2 separate regions of the Mus musculus genome follow, and region 1 is linked to region 2. The links are chromatin contacts, found by Hi-C or POLR2A ChIA-PET in ENCODE. All regions are on one chromosome and are shown on one strand. Each heading gives the region's core, a stretch centred on a gene start or an enhancer-like site at or near the end of the contact. The rest is flanking DNA. Distances are from core to core; before and after follow the strand shown. Region 1 holds the start of Tead2 (TEA domain family member 2). Region 2 holds the start of Aldh16a1 (aldehyde dehydrogenase 16 family, member A1).

What was found. A loop is a pair of places that touch in the nucleus more often than their neighbours do. ChIA-PET counts read pairs that join two places held with the same protein, here RNA polymerase II (POLR2A).
Region 1: POLR2A ChIA-PET joins it to region 2 with 10 read pairs in Patski. The contact joins the promoter of Tead2 here to the promoter of Aldh16a1 in region 2. A Hi-C loop is called at or near these places in 4 of 37 maps with a recorded cell type or tissue (adrenal gland, gastrocnemius, mouse trophoblast stem cell and 1 more). POLR2A ChIA-PET finds 5 or more read pairs at or near these places in 4 of 5 experiments (Patski and embryonic stem cell).

Annotation. Positions count from the first base shown.
Region 1 is chr7:45,214,538-45,219,254 of GRCm38, forward strand. It overlaps Tead2 (TEA domain family member 2), which reads left to right and starts at 1,255. Exons shown (of 12, transcript NM_011565.3): 1 at 1,255-1,295; 2 at 2,676-2,913; 3 at 3,544-3,608; 4 at 4,607-4,669. The coding sequence starts at 2,682.
Region 2 is chr7:45,152,403-45,156,910 of GRCm38, forward strand. It overlaps Aldh16a1 (aldehyde dehydrogenase 16 family, member A1), which reads right to left and starts at 2,134. Exons shown (of 17, transcript NM_145954.2): 1 at 1,990-2,134. The coding sequence starts at 2,079. Pih1d1 (PIH1 domain containing 1) reads left to right here and starts at 1,901. Exons shown (of 10, transcript NM_029406.4): 1 at 1,901-2,138; 2 at 3,904-3,997; 3 at 4,330-4,396. The coding sequence starts at 3,908.

The DNA of each region.
Region 1 (4,717 bases), core at 5-2,504, 61 kb after region 2:
ACAGCTCTGAGCTGGAACTTCTGCCTAGCCCTTGTGAGGTCCCGGGTTCTGACCTTCATCTCCACTTTTACACACCCACACCCACACTTCTTCTTCTTTTTTTTTTTTTTTTTTTTTTTTTTGGTTTTTCGAGACAGGGTTTCTCTGTGTAGCCCTGGCTGTCCTGGAACTCACTCTGTAGACCAGGCTGGCCTCGAACTCAGAAATCCTCCTGCCTCTGCCTCCCAAGTGCTGGGATTAAAGGCATGTGCTACCACGCCCCACACCCACACTTCTATACACACACAAGTATACATGGCTGGAGATGGCTCAGGGATTGAGAGCACTGCCTGCTCTTCCAGAGGACCTGGATTTGACTTACAGCACCCACATGGTTGACCACAACCATCTGTAACTCCAGTTCCAGGGGATCCAGTGCCCAGTGCCCTCTTCTGGCCTCTGTAGGTATACATGCAGACAAAACATACAGATAAAATGTAAACGTTAAAAAACAGAGTAAAATAAAAACACAAAATGGGCTGGCTCAGCAGGTAATAGCACTGACTGCTCTTCAGAAGGTCCTGAGTTCAAATCCCAGCAACCACATGGTGGCTCACAACCACCTGTAATGAGATCTGACGCCCTCTTCTAGTGTGTCTTAAGTCAGCTACAGTGTACTTATGTGTAATAATAAAGAAATCTTTGGGGTGAAGCAAGCAGGGACTGAGTGAGTGGGGCCGAACAGAGCAGACCGGAGTGAGCAGCAGTCCTAAAAACAATTCCCAACAACCACATGAAGGCTCACAACCATCTGTACAGCTACAATGTACTCACATTAAGAAAATAAATAAAATCTTTTTTAAAAAACCCACATAAGTTTGGTAAAGATTATTTTGTATCTGTCAATCCCACATCCTCAGCAAACACCCAGGGTGACCCAGGTCATGTCTCCTCTTCTATCTGGGAGTCTACTCCCTTCAACTCCCAGTACCTTCTTCTTCAGACCCAGGGTCCAGATCCCAATATTCTTCTTTAAGACCCAGAGTTACAAACCCCAGCCTCCTCCTCTAAAGTCATGAATCCAGGCCCCCATAACCACCTTCTCTCCTAGGGACCCCAGCAACCCTACCCAGTCCTTAGATGGACTCATCTCTCCTAAAGCAAGCACCTCGCAGCGAGTGTCCCTGTGAGATTCCAAGCCTACCGCCGGGCCCGCCCCCCCCCCCGGTCCCTCCCACTTTTCCCAAACAAAGCTCCCGGCAACTTTCTCTGGGTCTCGCCCCGCCCGCCCGCGGCTCCCCTGCCCAGGCCGGGAGGTAGGAAGGCGCCGGCGGGAATCGGGATCCTGCTTGGGGTTTGTGAGTTGGGGTGGGAAGTTCCGCGCGATGAGGTGAGGCGCGTGTTCCTGAGATCGCGTGGGAACTGCCCGGAGCCCTTTTCTGCCCCGGGGCCGGAGTTTGCGCGGGGGACGCAGCCGAAGTGTGGAGCTGGAACTTTCTCCGGAGTTAGGGGCCTGGGGATGGTCTGCGGCTGGGGGAGCGCGCGGGGTGGCCGGGGGCTGCGGATGTGGGAGCGAAGGAGCGACCACGGGTCTTCTGTTAGTTCGACCCCTGGGCCATCCTTCGTGCAAGTATCCGCCCTGTGGGCATGTGGCCCCCACACGGAGCAGGGCAGGAGCGGGAGTGGCCAAGGGAGAGCCATAGGGCCCCTTGGACCTTCGGCCATTGGTCTTCCGAGGATTGGTGACTGGGTCAGGAGATTAGAGATGTCCGTCTGTCTTGCCTGGCTCGTCTGTCTCTTTGTCTGGCCACATGGGGGTGGGCTGGGTTGGGATTTCGGCCTGTGGGGGTCCTGAACGTCGTCGCGACACTGGGCTGGGCTTGAGATCTTTGTTCACCTAACCTCTCTCTACCAGGTCAAGAGTCCAAAATTGGAGGGATGGGACTCAGAACTTTGGGGTCCTGGGAGTTCTGGATAACATAAAACCTCTAGGGAGGAGGTATCTGACTGTATGGGGAAAGTTTTCCCTGTTCTTGGCCTCCGGAAAGTCGATGGGAACTTGGGCTGGAACCGAGCCCGGGGGAGGGGCGGGGCCGCTGCTCGCATGCTGGCCTCGCCCACAGCAGGGGTTGTGGGGAACTGGGGGAGGGGATGCCTGGGCTCTTTGTTCTGTCCTCCAGATGGCTGGGCGACTGAGTCCCAAGGCCTGAAGTTTGATGGGCACCCAGCCCCGCCCCCGCCTGATTCTGTGGTTACTTTCTGGTCTGGGCCCTGACTATGCCCCCTTTTGCTGTGTCGATCTGGATTTTTGTCCCTGGATCTCTCTGTCCCCTTCTCTCTGGGTGTTGGTTTTGGACTTAGCCTCTGCTTCTCCAGCAGCTGCTGCCCTTCTCTGAGCACCTGTTCTTTCTTAGTGGGACAGGAGAGTCTCACTCCTGCCAATTAACGAGACTCTGGTCTTCCCTAAATCCAAACACAGCCTCAGGCACTGCACCTGAGTTGGTCAGGTGGCTTCAACCCCATGCAGTCCCAATGCAAATTCCTCACTGGAAGAACAGCCTCCCAGGTCCCAGGCTTAGGTTCCTCTTTTTCCCTCAGACCCAGGGGTTCAGGTTCAGGCCTGGCTTTCTCTCTCAGGCAGTGCTCCTGCCTGTTCTTGCAATACCATATGTAGCTGCTGATCTTCATCTCTGCAGGCCCAGATGGGGGATCCCCGGACTGGGGCCCCCCTGGATGATGGCGGGGGCTGGACAGGTAGCGAGGAAGGCAGCGAAGAGGGCACCGGAGGCAGCGAGGGCGTTGGAGGTGATGGCAGCCCTGATGCAGAAGGTGTGTGGAGCCCCGACATTGAGCAGAGTTTTCAGGAGGCCCTGGCCATCTACCCTCCCTGTGGCCGTCGCAAGATCATCCTGTCAGATGAGGGCAAGATGTATGGTGAGTCCCCTGTGGTGGCTGTCCTGACCCCAGGGAGAAAAGTCACACTAACCCAAGTGTCCAGAGTCTGGCCAACTGTGGTGGCACACACCTGAACAGTTCAAGGCCATTCTCAGCTACATACTGAGCTCTGTGCTAGCCTGGCCTAGTAAGACCTTATCTCAAAATAATAAAAATAAGGCAGGTGGCAGAGGCAGGTGGGTGGATATCTGTGAATTCAAAGCCAGTGTGGTCTACATAGAGGGAGTTCCAGGACAGCCAGGGCTATGTAGAGAGACCCTGTCCCAAAAAGCCAAAAATAAATAAACAAAAATAAATGAGTAGATATGAAAATAAACAAAATACAAAACGAAGAAAAAGGATTGTGTCCTTCCCATGACTTAGGCGCTAGCATTTTTTTTTCCTGCACAGATGAGGGAAACTGAGGCACAGGAAGACTAAGTGATCCGTCCATGGCCACATAGCTAGAACACGGCTGAGCTGCTGACCCTGTGGCTGAGGTGTCCCCCAGCCTGGCTTGACTGTAGTTTGGTGGGGATTGGTGGCTTGCTGACCTTATCCCTCAGCCCTGTCTTCTCTGGCAGGAAGTTCTGCTGAGAGTCTTACTCTTTTCCATTTTGACTCCTCCAGGCCGGAACGAACTCATTGCCCGTTACATCAAGCTGAGGACAGGGAAGACGAGAACGCGAAAGCAGGTCTCAGGAGTGACACTTTGGAACTTTGGTCTGGGGCTGGGCATTACCTGAGGGCCATCTTCATGTGGGCTGGGTCAGGTTCAAGGCTGATGATGTGGTTCGTATGTATATGTGAGTGTAGGAGGCCCCTCTACATGCGTGTGCATGCGCCAGCATGCGGAGGTCAGTGGGAGACCCCGGTTTCATCTCAGCAGCTGCCCACTTCTTTGAGACTGGCTCTCTCACTGGCCTGGAACTGGCGGATTTGACTAGACTGGGTAGCCAGCAAGTGCCAGTCTGCACCTATCTGTGTCTCCTAGTGCCGGGATTGAGTATACAAGGACTGAAGAACTAAAGTCCTCATGCAGGGAGGGCAAGCTTCACTGACTGAACCATCGTCTTTCTGGCCTTGTTGTGTGGTTTTTCTCTAAGTTGTGGGGATGCCGGATATTTCGGTAAAATGTTTACATTTTGTGCCCGTGAAATGGCATAGTGGGTAAAGGGCTTGTTGCTAAGCCTGATTACCTTAGCTCAGCTAGTTTCTGGGGCCCCCATGGTAGGAGACCCAGCTCCCACAACTTTCCCTCTGACCTCTGTGTGTGCACCATGATGCACCTAATCCACATACATAAAATATATCACAAAAAATTTTAAGTACTTTTTAAAGAAAATTATGTGGTGTGTGTGTGTGGTGTGTGTATGTGTGTGTCCTTGAGACATACTATACATGTAGAAATCAGAAGACAACATTCAGGAGTTGGTGCTCTCCATCCACCATGTGGGTCTCAGGGATGGACCTTTGGAACTAGGCTTGGTGCTAAGTGCTCTTACTGCTGAGCCGTCTTGTCGGTCTGATTTCTGTAGGTTTATTACAAAGAGGGGCCTGGGCCTGGAGGCTTACACTTTAGACAGCCTTTGATTTCATGCTGTGTGACCTGTGGAAGAGCAGCGTGTGCGGCCTCCGGGGGAAGGGAGGGCAGTTGATGAAGGATGCTCAGACCTGCTTCTCATCCCTCCAGGTCTCCAGCCATATTCAGGTTTTGGCTCGAAGGAAATCGAGAGAAATTCAGTCCAAGCTGAAGGTGAGGGTAAAGGCAGGTGGGAGGGCGTTGGCAGGGGAGGCTGAGTGG
Region 2 (4,508 bases), core at 884-3,383:
CCTGTCAGCAGAGTCCAGAATCTATCCTATCCTTTTTTTGTTTGTTTGATTTTTTTGTTTTTTTGAGACAGGGTTTCTCTGTGTAGCCCTGGCTGTCCTGGAACTCACTCTGTAGACCAGGCTGGCCTCGAACTCAGAAATCCACCTGCCTCTGCCTCCTCCCAAGTGCTGGGATTAAAGATGTGCGTCACCACTGCCAGCGGGATCCGACTCTTTTTTTTTTTTTTTAAAGATTTTATTTATTTATTATATATAGGTACACTGTCGCTGTCTTCAGACACTCCAGAAGAGGGAGTCAGATTTTGTTACGGATGGTTGTGAGCCACCATGTGGTTGCTGGGATTTGAACTCCGGACCTTCGGAAGAGCAGTCGGGTGCTCTTACCCACTGAGCCATCTCACCAGCCCGGGATCCGACTCTTAACCAGCATCTTGGTGACATCTCTTGATGAACCAGTCTGCCTCCATCTTAGGCTTGAAAGCCTCTTAAAGACAAACTAGCTTCTTTCCTGTTTCTGATTAAACCTGTTTCTCAAGATTGGGTTATGTCCCACCTGTAACCTTAAGTACAAATGGTTCTGCACTGCCTGTTCCAGAAAACTTCAACCATGTCTTGGTTTTAAAAAGATATATATTTTTAAAAGATTTATTTATTATTTATTATATGTAAGTACACTGTAGCTGTCTTCAGACACTCCAGAAGAGGGCATCATATCTCGTTATAGGATGGTTGTGAGCCACCATGTGGTTGCTGGGATTTGAACTCTGGACCTTTGGAAGAGCAGTCGGGTGCTCTTACCTACTGAGCCATCTCACCAGCCCTTAAAAAGATATTATAATTGTTTTGCAACCCTACCTTTGTTTCAAAAGGTTGTTATGGCTACCATTTTAGGAACACCTTGCAATAATGTCTTTACTACAGAAGGTTATTATAATGTGTATGTTCTGCTCCTGTAACCTCAACTATTTTGGTGGCCAAATCCCCCTATCCACAAACTATATATAAAAACCTTGTCTTTCTCACATCCAGGACTGACTTCTAGAACCAAAGCTTATTGGGGAGGCAGCTTGTGTCCTCAAAAAAAAGCTAGCTTAATTAATTACTTGCTTAAATTACTTTGGCCGTGATGATTTCGGGTCAGTGATCTTTCTCCTTGTATCTTTGGGATCAACACTCTAAACTTTATAGAGTGTTTTATGCTGTCCCTCCAAAGCTGGAGTCCTTTTGTAGTGTGGTGACTCCTCTTAAGAGTCTAAAGACTCTACAACCTCCTAATACCTGCTTGGATGCTGGAAGAATTTCTGGGACCCTGGGCATTCTGATTGGTCCTTGGTTTTAAAGAAAATCCCAGGAACCCTACCACATTCCGATGAGGCTGCAAGAGGGTTCTGGAGCCTTGGGCCAGGAGGCTCTAAAGGAATAATATAAATGAAGTACGAAAACAGGAAAATCTCCCAAAGAAATCCACTAAACTTGGGAGGGGGAGAGGGAGAATGAGAATAGGATGGGCTAGGAGGGTCAAGAGAACTCAGATGACGTTCGAAGGGGCAGGAGATCACAGAGCACCGTAAGGATATTGAAACAAGGGGAGCAGTCATAGCAAGTTTTGGACGAACTTGGGGTTCTAAACGAACTTGAGGTTCTAAACGTTCCCGCGAGCCTCCAAAGTGCCGGGGGCCACAAGGAACCACGATCTAGCAAGGTGAAGACTCAGGAGGACCGCGAGAGGTATGGGGATTTAGTGACCACCCGTTCCTGAAGGGTCCTGGGGAAACACTACGGCGGCGTTCGGGACCGTAAACGAAAACCGCGAGGACAACCATCGCCGCCCACCGCCAGCCGCCCAGCCCAGGCTTCCGCACTGTAGGGGAAATCACGCGCTCAGAGGGGCGGGGCTTCCGAGAAGGCCGCAGTGGATGACGGGAGCCCGCGCGCCCCAAGCGGCCGAGAGGACTCGGAGGCAGCAGCGGCCGCGGGGCAAGCCCTCACCAGTGCGCATGCGTGGCTCTCCGGCACCGGTCCGTACTCCAGCGTCGTGAAAATCTCCCGGGTACTGGGCTGTACACGCGTAGCCGCCATCGCTCTCCCGGAGCCTTCCGCGAGGGATTGCTGGACGGTCTACCTAGAGGAACTTGGAGGTCCGAAGGGCGGCACCGCCCACTCCAATCAAAGGGGCGGGGCCAACCGTAGGGCCCGGAAGCGAGCTATATAGGACGTGACCCGCCTACTTTAGAGCCGCGCGATGCGGCCTATGGGCGGATGCTGGGAAATGTAGTTTCGGGGAGAACAGACATGGTTGGGTGGGTGGGTGGGGTCCCGCACTGGCAGAAGGCCTTCGGCTATTGTCACTTTGACTCTTTAGAAAAAATAGATTTTCGTTGTTTTGTTTTATTTTGTTTTTCAGACAGAGTCTCACTGTGAGCTCTGGAGGCCCTGGATCTAACTATGTAGACCCGGCTGGCTTCAACTCACAGACCCACCTATCTCCGCCTCCCGAGTGCTGGTATTAGAGGCGTGTGCCAGCACACTTGGCTAAAAAAATATTTATCTTTCTTTGTATGTACTCTGTGTAGCCCTGGCTCTCCTGGAACTCACTTTGTAGACCAGGCTGGCCTCGAACTCAGAAATCCGCCTGCCTCTGCTTCCGGAGTGCTGGGATTAAAGGCGTGCGCCACCACGCCCAGCCCTGAGGTATGTCTTTGCACTATGTGTCTGCAGTGCCTGTGGAGCCCAGAAGAGGGCGATGCAGCCGCTGGGCTGGAGAGAGCCTCATGACAGTTGTGGCTGTTTGGAGCTTAACCCCAGACATCTCCAAAAATAACATGTGTTCTTAATTGCTGAGCCTTCTCTCCACCCCAAATGCTTTTCTTTCTTTAAAAGAAGCAAACAAAGATTATTGTTATGTGCATGAGTATTTTGCCTGCTTGTCTGTGCATCATGTACATGCAGTTCCCCAGGAGGCCAGAAGAGGAGGCGACAGATCCCCCTAGAACTGGAGTTACAGGGCTTTGTTAGTCGCAATCTGGGTGTTGGGAATCGAACTCTCCTCTTCTGGAAGAGCAGTCAGCACTCTGCCGTTTAACTATCTCTCCAGCCTCCTCTGCCTCTATAACTTCTTTATAAGCAAAAACATTAATTATGTTCAAAAAAGGGCGATTAATAGCATTGAGACTGGGTGTGTGTTGAGTGGGATCAGACCCAGAGCCTAACTCATGATAGACAAGAGCAGGAGATACTAAAGTTCTCAGAGTGGCAATCCTTTCTGTACTGTAACCTCTGAGGTTTGGGAAGGGCAGATATGTAGGTTTTATTGATTCAGGAAGTGTGTCATTTCGCAGGCCTCCTCAGTCCTTACTTTTGATTGGTTGGCTAGGAGGGCGTGGCTTCAGCTCTTTCATACAAGTGGTCCCTGTAGGTGCCTGCTTTGGATGAAGGGCGCTGAGGTGGGCTTAACGGTGGCTACTTCAGTTCCTTAGTTATACAGACGCCGGAAGTGTGGCTTTCATTTATGCATTGGCCAAACAGGACCTATCAAGATACCCAGCCGACTTGAGAACGGAGCCTTCATCGTAATGGAACTGTAGACCATTCTCAGGACAAATTTTGGGATTCTGGGTGGAGGCCTGGGTGTACTCACTGGTCCTGGTCGGGAGGTAATGGTGCATGCCTTTAATCCCAGCACTTTGGAGGCATAGGCAGGATTCGAGGCCAGCCTGGTCTACAAAGCATTCCAGGGCAGCCAGGAAAGGCTGCACAGAGAAGCCCTATATCGAACACACACACACACACACACACACACACACACACACACGCAAACGAATCAGCTGTGACCCTACAGTAGGCTAGCTTCGCTTATCTGCGAAACGTTCTTCACGTTTTTGGACGCCTAGGACTTTTTCCTAGGGCCATGGCGGACTCGACGTTTTTGGCACCAGAACTAAGCGACACAGAGTCGATGGGTGAAGAGACGGTGCGGTTTCAGGAGCTGCTGCTGAAGGTGCGGGCTGACTAGACTGGTGGGAACCTGGGTATTTAAGAATCTATTATTAATTGGCACTCAGAGATGTGGCTTCAGTTCCCAGAGTGCCCCATGGCAGCAGTGAGGCCTGTGGGGATTGTAGTTGTTTGCCTCAGGTTTCCTAGGTTCTAAATGAAATGGAGTTGGGGTGATCTTGGGAGTTCTTGTAAAAATAAAAGGGGGCATAGACTGCATAGTACCCCATGTGATCGAGCCTGAGCTGTCCTGAGTTCTCCTACTGACGTTTGAGGAGCAGAGGAAGGGGTTGACTTTGCAGATACATCCTGGATGGTTTACTTTTGTCCCCACAGGCTTCCAAAGAGCTCCAGCAAGCCCAGACAGCCAGGCCAGACTCTACACAGATCCAGCCAAAGCCTGGTGAGAAACAGATGTAGACAGGAATGTCTGTGTCTAGGTAGGTAGGTAGGAAGGAAGGATGTCTCAGGGAGGATGGGAGACCCTGAGAGAGGGTCAGTAGAAGCTGAAGGCA